Regions from separate parts of the Mus musculus genome. Here region 2 is linked to region 1. The links are chromatin loops, found by intact Hi-C in ENCODE. Cell type or tissue: gastrocnemius. All regions are shown on one strand. Links, peaks and the distances in the headings refer to the core of each region. The heading gives the core; the rest is flanking DNA.

The links. Hi-C counts contacts between places; a loop is a spot of excess contacts. Peaks named below come from ENCODE experiments on the same cell type or tissue, not always from the same donor. Only the 100,000 strongest peaks of a DNase experiment are listed, where the experiment ranks them.
Region 2: a loop joins it to region 1, with 5 times the contacts of the local background. A loop is called at or near these places in 3 of 42 quality-filtered maps.

The regions. Positions count from the first base shown.
Region 1 is chr11:11,891,154-11,896,539 of GRCm38, forward strand. All of the region lies in intron 1 of Ddc (dopa decarboxylase), which reads right to left. Among named protein-coding and RNA genes, the nearest start is that of Ddc, 4.3 kb to the right of the region's middle. In gastrocnemius, for the core only: a CTCF peak has its summit at 2,402; no DNase peak of the experiment used is centred there; H3K4me3 peaks cover 1,209 bases; H3K27ac peaks cover 2,158 bases.
Region 2 is chr11:11,962,421-11,967,806 of GRCm38, forward strand. It overlaps Grb10 (growth factor receptor bound protein 10), which reads right to left. Exons shown (of 17, transcript NM_010345.4): 4 at 5,112-5,265. It overlaps LOC102631979 (a long non-coding RNA gene), which reads right to left and starts at 5,105. Exons shown (of 2, transcript XR_381046.3): 1 at 2,133-5,105; 2 at 1-2,096. RefSeq lists an enhancer at 1-201. In gastrocnemius, for the core only: no CTCF peak of the experiment used is centred there; a DNase peak (open chromatin) is centred at 355; H3K4me3 peaks cover 640 bases; H3K27ac peaks cover 5,000 bases.

The sequences.
Region 1 (5,386 bases), core at 88-5,087:
CACATGTGTACAGCACACATAGACATACCGAGTATTCACACATGCAGAGAGAGCAGATTATGTACAGAAAACATATACACATAAACAGAGAGTGCACACATATGCATAGAGGGTACCCACACGTTTATAGATGTCATATCCATGTACAGAGTGCACACACACATGAACATAGTATACATACATGCAAAGAGAGCAGACACATGTACAAAAAGTATACACACACAAACAGCACACACATATGCATAGAGGGTACACACTTGTGTACATGGGGCACACACAAACAGATGGCACACACATGCAGAGTACACACACACATTAATAGAGACACATCCATATGCAGAGAGCACACACATGGATAGTCAATAAACACATGTAGAGAGCACACACACATGCATAGAAGGTACCCACCCATGCACAGAGGACACACACCTATGAACAGATAATGAACACACTCATGTACATAGAGCACACATATGCAGAAAGGCACACACACGCACACAGGAAACACACACACAGGTACACACAAATGTGAATGCATGTCTGTACATACATCAACACAAATGTATGCATGCAGTCACTGTGCTCATGTATATGCACACATAAAATGCACATGTATCCAGGCATATACATATACTGACATATACACAAACACAGATGCATATATAATATACACACAACATTGTTCAGAGTTGAGTCAGGAGTACAGTCCAAAGTCAGGAATTCTCCATGATGTGGCCCCAGCAGGATCTCTTCAAAGGCACCTTTGAGACAGTGGAAGTGGCTTCCAGGACAGTAGAATGCACAGAGCACAGGCACAGGCAGCTCCCTCCACTACCATTGCAAACAGCAGCCATATGCACAGTGGAGGAGGTAAGGAGATTAGGTCTATCTGCACAGATGGAGCACCCCAGCAACTGGGACCATCACCAGGGGTTGGGGAGGGAGCCTTGTTGAATGAGCAGGAGGCTGACAACACCTCCCCTTGCAACACACACACACACATACACACACACACACACACACACACACACACACACACACACCTTCCAGATAACCTAGAAAACTAGAGAAAGCCTCAGTGAGGTGGGGAAGGCTGTCATGAAGCCGAAACAATATGCCCATATTCTTATGAGGAAAAGGAGTCTCCAGCACCAATTTACAGATGGGAAAATAACACCTCAGAGAGATTGGGGTACTTACTGAAGATCACACAGCCGCAGACAGACATTTGAGGACATAGGCATGTTTAACCTAATTTAAATACTATTCAATGCAGACATATACGGAAGTACTACCTCCAAATTATATAAAATGTTTCTTTTTTCTTCTTCTTTTTTAAAAGATTTATTTATTATTATAAATAAGTACACTGTCGCTGTCTTCAGACACACACCAGAAGAGGGAGTCAGATCTCATTACAGATGGTCGTGAGCCACTATGTAGTTGTGGTTGCTGGGATTTGGACTCAGGACCTTTGGAAGAGCAGTCAGTGCTCTTACCTGCTGAGCCCTCTTGCCAGCCTGAATGATTCTATTAAAAAAAAAGAAATCAGTCAACAAAATAAGGCAGGTGATGGCATAGCCTGGGAAAAGGTTGGGGACACCTAGGCATCACAGGGGGATCGTGCTTGGTGAAAGTGAGCCTTCTGAGCTTTAAAGTAGTGTGTGGGTGTGTCTCAGGCTCATGTGTAGAAATTCTTATTGACATTTCTCAGGGAGTAAATTGCAGGTTGGACGGGCAAGAATGAGAATACATAGATGTAAGATTTTTTTTTTTTTTAAGATTAGAAAGGGAAAGACATGGGGTGACAGGGAAAGCCACTGAGGTCAGGCCAGCAGGTCCCAGATCTTGTACCGGGATCTGTTTTCAGCGCCTGGGAGGGGGAACTCACAGTTTTTGCATAACATCGAAGCAGACAGATCAGTGTTTACAACAGAAGCAAACCAAGAGGAACGGATCTAACAAGAGCCGGCAAAAGCTCTGCCGGGTTCTGGGGAGACACAAGGGAAGATGAGACTAAATGGAAATAAGCCAGCTTGGAGTAGGATCAGCCAGGGTTATAAATACTTGAATTCTTCTCTAACAGGTGAACAGACTCAGCGCCACTGTAATAAAAATCCAACACATGTTTCACTCTGAAATAGAAATGGAAAAGCAGAAGCCCAAGAAAGACCAGTGAAGTTCAGAGACGAAAGAGCATGGGAGTGCAAATAGCCTTGTGTGTACTTAAGCAGAATAAAGATTCCAGAAGGGGTGAAAAAAAAGGCCCCAGTGTGGAAAATTGACAGGTGCACATTGCAGACCAAAATGGAACGGGTGGGGTGCTAGATGCCACCACAACTGTGCTCTACTTGGAAGGACACAAAGCTGGATTCTCTCCTCACTCCATTCTGACCTGTAGGGGCAAGCTTCTAAAAGAAACCAAGACGCATGACTTTCATGATATTGGAGCAGAAGGATTTCCTAAACGATTTGCTTTTTCAGCTAGCCATAAAAGATAGACAGATTGGATTTTTTTTTTCTTACTAGTACTTCAAACTACAGAAGCTAGAAACTAGAGGGAAGCTTTGAGAAGCATCTTGCTAACTATGGGTGAGCAGTTTTGAAATAAATAAAAATTAAAATAAGAAAAAAGCTGGGTAGTGGTGGAACACACCTTTAATCCCAGCACTTGGCAAGTGGAGGCAGAAGGATCTCAGAGTTTGAGGCTAGCCTGGTCTACAGAATGTTCCAGGACAAGCGTTTGTGAGACATGGAATTCAGGATTCTCATGGGCATGTGAATATGTCTTTGTGGTTGGTAGTCAGAGAAAGGAACTGTTTATGATTAACAGATAGGGTTGAGTCAGCATGTTATAGGGCAACCCTTGTCCTGGCACTTATCTTTAAAGTTTTAATATCATGTTTATTAATTTAGGTGGATTTCCAGGTCAACAGTCATACCTTCTCAGAGTGTGCCAATTTGACTTTCTTCTGGTCTTTATGGGGGACCCAGATACATCTGGCTGTGGGGCTCTCACACACAGCAGCCACTGCTGTTGAACAAATAACTGCTCAATCTATTTTACAAGCTAAAATAGATTGTTTATAAACTGAAGCCTTTCCCCGTCAAAAACAATGCTAGTGTAAAACTATAATTGAACTATAATTGAAAACTATTATATATGAAGAAGGGAAAAAAAGTCTTTGTTTTCACTCCTTTGTAATAGTGATACACTTTTTACTTTTTAAGATGTGGCTACCAGAACACCTAAAATTTCAGATTACTCAGGCACCTGACCCCGAAAATTCTTACTCCTAAAGAATATTGAAAAACCTTTACTTTAGGACAATATTGATTAGAAGCAGTTAGCAAGTAACCTGGTCCTATTGACATTGAAAGGAATGCTCCTAACATTTTGCTATTAATTATAACTGGGAATTCAGTATTGGGTTTTCTTCTGTTCTTCTTCTTATAATAAATGCTTAAGTGAATCAACCTGGGAGATTTCAAAACTGTTGATGTGATGACTGACAGGTAGTTTGGATCTGGAGTGACCCAGAGGACATGGGACGAGCCCCAGACACCCCCCCCCCCCATTCCCCCCACAGTCCCACATCATAAATGGTGTTATTTGGAGGCGGTGGAAGCTTAAGGGTTGGATCTACCTGAACCTTGGTCACTGATAACATGAATGGGATATTGGGGCCGCAGTCTCTTCCTCTTTCTTTCACTTATACTTGACTATGATGTAAAGGGGTTAGATTTCAGGGATGCTCTGTTTGCTAGATGCAAGGTCCCATATATGAGTAGAGGATCCTCAACTGTGAATTTGCTGTGTGTCAGAAATGTTTTTAATATTACATCTCACTGAGCAAGCACGTGCTTCTTCTTGCCGTTATCCTGAACAGTATAGTACTGTGAAAAACACTTAATGTCAATCGGGAGCTTCTAGCCACCTTTGAGTATTGAGTTCTTGAATAAACGACACTCCGGGTCTTTAATTTATAACAAGCCTTAATCAGCACTAGAGCTGAGCAGATGTCTATCCTCTATGCTATTATGTTTATTTTCCTGTCAATAACCCCCCTATATGATTTACTGTGTTTTGTCTGGGCTGCTCGTAGCTCCAATTACCCACTCCTTGTGGCCATTATTTTTACATTCTTACCCCATCTCCCCTCTCTTCAACTTCCTTTCTCTCCTCGTGGTCTCCTCAGACCCCAAGCCCAGAAACCCCAAACCCTGCCTATGTCTCTTCTGCCCAGCTATTGGTTGTCGGCACCATTATTTAACCAATAGTTTTAAGTTAGGGAGCAAGGTCACATTGCACGTGTGGATTCTCTGCTTCCCAGGAGCAACCAGGCCTTGGAGGCGAGTATTTATCATTACAAAACTTATCAAAAGATCAAACCTCAACAGCAAGTCTAGTGGCAATTTTAGAATTTTGGTTTCTTTAAAATAACACAGAAATATTATAAGAATATGTTTTTGTTTTAATCTTAGATATAGGCTATCAGCTTGTTCACAGCAGCTAAGGTTTGCTTCCTGTTTTAAGCAGAAGTGTGATTTTTGCTAGCGGCAGATAGTTTCTAGGATTGTGTGACATTTGGAATTGTGGGGACTTTTCAGAAGGTATGTACATGTTAGGGCTCTGCTGGTAGGGTAGGTTGTTGTTTGTTGGTTGGTTTTGATAGTTCACAGTTTATTCATGTACAAAGAAGAAACAACAGGAAGAAATTAGATATCCTGAGGGCAAAGATCAAACTTTCCCCAAGGAGCTCAACCCAGCTAATCAGTTAGAGGTAGTATGTTGACCTATGGTTGCCCCTTTCCCTTCTATCCTTTTTTCTATCTTGTCTAGTATTCGGGAGCTGAAATGGTGGGGAAAGGGTGAAGAAGGGTAGAAGAAAAAGAACCCACAAAATAGCAAATTCTGGCTACTATAGAGTACTAACAACTGTTCACACTGTATTATATAATATCTAGACATGATTCACAGGTATGGGAAGCACTATCTGTTGAAAGCCAAACAGGCCACTTTAAAAAAATATTTATTGATTTTTTGTTTTGTTTTTGTTTTTGTTTTTTGTTTTTTGTTTTTTGTTTTTTTTTTTTGAGACAGGGTTTCTCTGTATAGCCCTGGCTGTCCTGGAGCTCACTTTGTAGACCAGGCTGGCCTCAAACTCAGAAATCTGCCTGCCTTTGCCTCCAGATTGCCACCACGTCCAGCTGATTTTTTTTTTTTTTTTTTATGTATATGAATACACTGGCCGGGCAGTGGTGGCGCACGTCTTTTATCCCAGCACTTGGGAGGCAGAGGTAGGTGGATTTCTGAGTTCGAGGCCAGCCTGGTCTACAGAGTGAGTTCCAGGACAGCCAGAGCTATACAGAGAAACCCTGTCTG
Region 2 (5,386 bases), core at 96-5,095, 71 kb after region 1:
TAAGCCCTTCCCCTTGCTGGTCACTGACTCTGCAGAAGGATCTTATCACCTTGGTCCATGTGCAGGGAAGGCACAGACTCATTCCTTGTAGCTAAAGGCTGGTGGTTCTTTCTACAAGATAAAATTTAAAGGTTCATGTTTGCAGTACTTTTTCAAGATAAGAGAGATCTGAGGCTATAGTAATCAGCTAGGCGTCTCAAATTTATAGAATTTATATAAGATATTTATAGTGTAGAGAAACACTAGGCTGGGATTTCACATGAGATTCCTGGGATGGTTTCCTGTCTCATTTTTAGCCAAGCACATGGTCGGCTCTAGGTCACGACTCCCTGCTGTGATTGCATCATTTGTTCAGAGTTGAACAGAGACATGAAGGTACTGTCACGTCGTCCAAGCAAGAGGATTATGCTCTGGCTCCAGAGGCTGTAATGCTCGGGGCTCTGAGCACTTAGTAACACCACCAATCAACTGTGACAGTCAGGGGCAGCCTTCACTTTTATCTTGGGCAATTTAGCACCATATTCAAAGTAGGCTCAGTGGGAACTGTTTTTATGTATTTTTATAATATGTAATATCTAATAAATACTTAAAATATGTAAAGTTTTTTTAATTCCTTCAAAAATTTCTAGATTAATTTGAGTTTTCTTTGTTCACTTTTTCAGGTCTTCTAAGATCAAGTAGGAAATGTGAATTCCCAAGAACGTGGGGGAAAATGCAAAATTTCCCAAACTATGGAATAAACATGTTTCCTAACCTACAGCCTTGTACTTGCTAGACAAATGCTGCACCACAGAACTATACCCCCAGCCCAAGCTAGTGGTTTTGCCTGGCTGCTTTTGGAAAACTCACAAGGGTACTCCTAATGAGATGGTATACGAATGTTCAGTTTCCTCAGGGGTGTTCTGCTACTTGGGATTTGCTGTGGCACCTTGCTTCAACAAAGGTCTTACATGTGAGTGATCTCAGATACAGATTCTATTCTTTTGACATTTTAGTTACTGACTCTGCAAAGTGGCCTTGCCCTTCTTGGGTCTTGGCTGCTGTTTGAGCAAGTCTCTGGTGGTCTGTTCTATTCCACAAGAGAAGAGGGTAAAATAAGCACCCACAGTGGCAGCTGTGGCGTTAGGTCTTGTATCAAATATAGGAAGCAGCTGCACTGTGCCTACATTTTCCTATGTGCTGAATTAATGTCACCACTGGTCTGAGAGGCTAGGGTCAGTGACACCAGCCTCCTCAGACAGATAGGGAACTGAGATGCTGCTGCTCTGAAGGGGCCACCAGCCCTGCCTTACTGCATGAGCCTGGGCTCACCCTCTACACACTGGGCTTGCCTCTTACAGAGGAGACAGGCAACCAGGCAGGGCCTCCCTGGAGAGATGTGAGTGAGTAGGAGGTCAGAGGAGAAAGGGGTGGTGCCAAGCAGAGGGTTTTATCTTTTGACACAGGATGAGCTGATATATCTTACGCTGGGCTGTCACGGGATACTGGCATTGTCTCTGTCTCACTGGGCATCCCCGTCTCATTTCTAGCTACAGTCCAGGGACTTCTCTAAACAGCCACAATTTGCCTCAAGCTGGGATCCCAGAACTCAAGTTAAACCTCGGCTAGATCTAGGTCTCCATACTTCAGATCTCAAAAGGCAGCAGAAAAGATGACACACCTAGCTGTGAAGGCACCGAAAGCAGGAGGACTAGTAAATGTATGGCTGAGGCCTTCGGGCAGAGGAGAGTCTACTCTGCACATAGTAGCCGGGATTAGATTTTCCCACTATACAGAGGTCTCGAGTGGCAGTGCATTCACAGAAGAGCAGGTTAAGCCTAGGCAGACCCCGGAGGTCATCAGTAAGCGCAGAAGTAGAATCCTGCTTAAGGCCATCAATTCAGTTCCAGAAAATTAATGTTTAAAATGAAGCAAAGAGAAAAGAACTGTTTGGAGTTGAGGCAGTATTTATGCACCATTAATGATGGGGCACAAAAAATTATGAGAGTAATTGTGTTTAAATAGCAAAGGGAAAAACATGCTCTAAGGAGTCAATGTGTGGTCTGCCATTGCTGAGCTTGTTATGAATTCAGAAAAGGTCCCATCTACAGCACTACCTAGCATGAATCAGACCTCCTCTCCTATAGCACTACCTAGCATGAATCAGACCTCCTCTCCTATAGCACTACCTAGCATGAATCAGACCTCCTCTCCCGAGTTCCCTTGATCCCCCCAATGTCTTAGAAGCTCTGCCCTTGAACAGTACAAGTCAGCAATGGCTATGTCTGGTGCTATGTCTGGTGTGTCAGCATACTCCAGATAGGACCTCAGTTTCCCTTGTCACCACTGCATGTGTTCAAGCCCCTGGTTCGCCTACTGAGGTGGAAAGGTTGTGTTTAATGACAGGCCCAACTTTGGTCACACTTGCTCTGCCTACAGAGATAGTGTCTAAGTTCCACAACAGGGAACAAGGTCAGGGCAGCTTCTGCTTTCTGCCCCAGATATCCTACTCCATGAAAGTTAAGTGTCCTCATGAAGGAAGCCAGCCAGGTTTGGTTTTCTGCAGCTAAATATATCCTGACAGTGGCTGAGACAACTTGGAAATGCATACAACCGGTAGCCATTTTAGTGCCATTGTCATGTGTAACTATGTCAGTCCTCAGTGAAATGGGGTCCCTCACACCCTTCCCAATTAAGGCTGTCCCACCAGGCTGCTGAGTACACAGACCTCCAGACAAACTGTACTCAGGGCAGTGTTTGTTGGATGGTAGCAAGCGGGATTTAGCTCACTTTACACTATCGGCATAGCCCCTGTACGGGATGACTTTCTTCAGTGGTGTAGCCATTAATAAGTTGCTCATGCTTGGTAAATAACCTTGACCCTCAGTAAAACTCAGTGGATCAGAACAAAACCAAAAAGGCTGGTGAGATGGCTCTGCATATCTGAGCACCTGGGTACTACTCTGATTTGAGCCATGGATCTATATGAGAGAAGAGAACTGAGTCCTTAATTAATTGCCCTTTGATGTCCATACTCACTGTACTGCATGTGTGCCCCCCACTAAATAAATAGATATTGATCAGAATATATAATTTACATGTATGATGTTATCAAAGAATAAATACACAATAAAACTAAAAACAGCCACAAAGAACAGCAGCCTTCCACAAGTGAGAAACACCTTCCCTGCTCTCACTGGTCCCAGTTGGCTTGAGGAATCTGACGACAAACACGCCAGTGCACTGTTCTCATGAAGAGCCAACTCTGATCCCAAGAAAAACACGAGCAGGCAAAATTCCCGGGTTTCCTTATTCTTACAAATTTGGACAATCGGTGGGGAGGAGGCTCATTTTCTTGCTAGCCAAGGCGAGGGCCAGACAGTACTTTTGTGGTCTACTTCAGGACAGGAAACTTGTAAACAACCTCGGGGACAAACCATGCACGATCATCAGGATCCTTACTCAAGGCAGAAGGTCACCAGGGAGGTAGACAGCCCAGATGCACTTCAGCATGTGACCCTGTGCAGAAGCCAGGACAGTGCTGGCTCCGAGACAAGGGACACTGACCTCACCTTCTAAGTCTGACAGTGCTGTAATTCGGGCGGCTCGAGAGGCACTCATGGGGAGCAGTGTTCCAAAGCCAGCAGAGTATTAGAAAAAAGCCTACTGCTGGAGAGCCTGGTGCTGTATGCCACTAGACTGCAGAGAATGGGACTGGCTGGCTCCGCCGTGTTAGAGAACAGCAGAGGTGGGCAAGTGGAAAAAAATGGGTCTAGTGGGAAAACACAGAATCTTCTAAATTGCAAGTTTTAAAGAGGCAGCTAAGGTAGCAGGAAGCCTGTGAGGACTCTAGGCCGAAACACTAGGTCAGACACAACTGTATGCTGACACCAGCCTCACTTTACTGTAGGTGACTGACATCTGTACTGACTTACAGCAGTAAGTGAGTGAGCACCACAGCAGCCCATGCGCTGCACAGAGCAGAGCCTCCATGTAAAGTCACTGTCTATGTTCTACTCCCTGCAGCAGGCAGGGTGTGGTATGCTGCTGAGCCCTGGGCCATCTTGTTCCTAGCTCACTGCTAAAGGGAGTTTGAGATGCCACGATTCCCCTGCTCATGTCTCTGATAAGCTGAATGGCTGTCACTGGGGAGTTTCTCACATGGGGGCAGTGACTAGCTCTCTACTTCATAGTACCACTTCAAATGAGAAACAAGTTTTAAAAGGGCAGTTATTATCTCCTGAGTCAAGTGGCCATTCTTTGGCCTTGAGCAGGCTGCATTTGAAGTCAAGACCTCAAGATGGAAGCTCTGATTGTATCCCATACTGAAGAGTGCCTGCACAGGAAGGCCCAGCGGTGTGCCATAGCAGAAAGGCTGATTGACCCGGATGACCTGGTCACACAACTTCTTTAAAAGAGCTAAAATCATCCTTAAACATCAAATCATTAATTAAAAAACAACAGCAGCAGCAAGAACAACAATAAATAACAACAACAACAACAAAACAATCAAAAGATTCTTTGAACACAGTGATGCATTCCTCAGTCTGGTGAGAGGCTAAAGACACTTGGGTGACAAGCCCGAGGACCTGAGTTCAATCCTCCAGGACCCGTATGGTGTAAAGAGAACTGACTTATGAAAATTGTTCTTTAATTTTTTTTTTGTTTTGTTTTTCGAGACATGGTTTCTCTGTGTAGCCCTGGCTGCCCTGGAACTCACTCTGTAGACCAGGCTGGCCTCGAACTCAGAAATTCACCTGCCTCTGCCTCCCAAGTGCTGGGATTAAAGGCGTGTGCCACCATGCCCAGCTGTTCTTTAATTATATATATGCATCATAGCACACATGTTGTCCTCAGGAATAAATAAATAAATAAATAAATAAATGATACATAAGTGCATAGTTAATGTTTTGTTTTTTGTTTTTGTTTTGTTTGTTTGTTTGTTTGTTTGTTTTTTTTTTTTTGCAAAATTACCCTGATACATTCCTAACTTAGTAAATTGAATTTTGGCCAACACATTAAAAGAACTCATGAAAAAAAAGTTCAGTATCAACCCAAAGAGGCTATCTTAGAACTTCTGTCCTTTTTCCACAAAGAAATGCATCATTGTGTTGTAGTCAGGGACCACTTACATGCTTGGCAGGTGGCTGGCTCGGAGGAGGAGGTAAGGAGCTAGGAGCAACCGAAGGAGGGCTCCCAGGGGCCGCACCAGTGAGCTCCGGAAATGGGTTGGGGATGGCCGGAAGAGATGCAGTTCTTAACTGCTGGTCTTCCTCCTGAAGGCGCCTATAAGGAAGGAGTCAAAAACTAGTTTGCCATCCTAGCACACACCTGCTGGGTCTACGCCCCAGAGAAGGAAATGCTGGGTTTCTGTGGATGCTGGTACAACCATGTTCATGACAGCCTT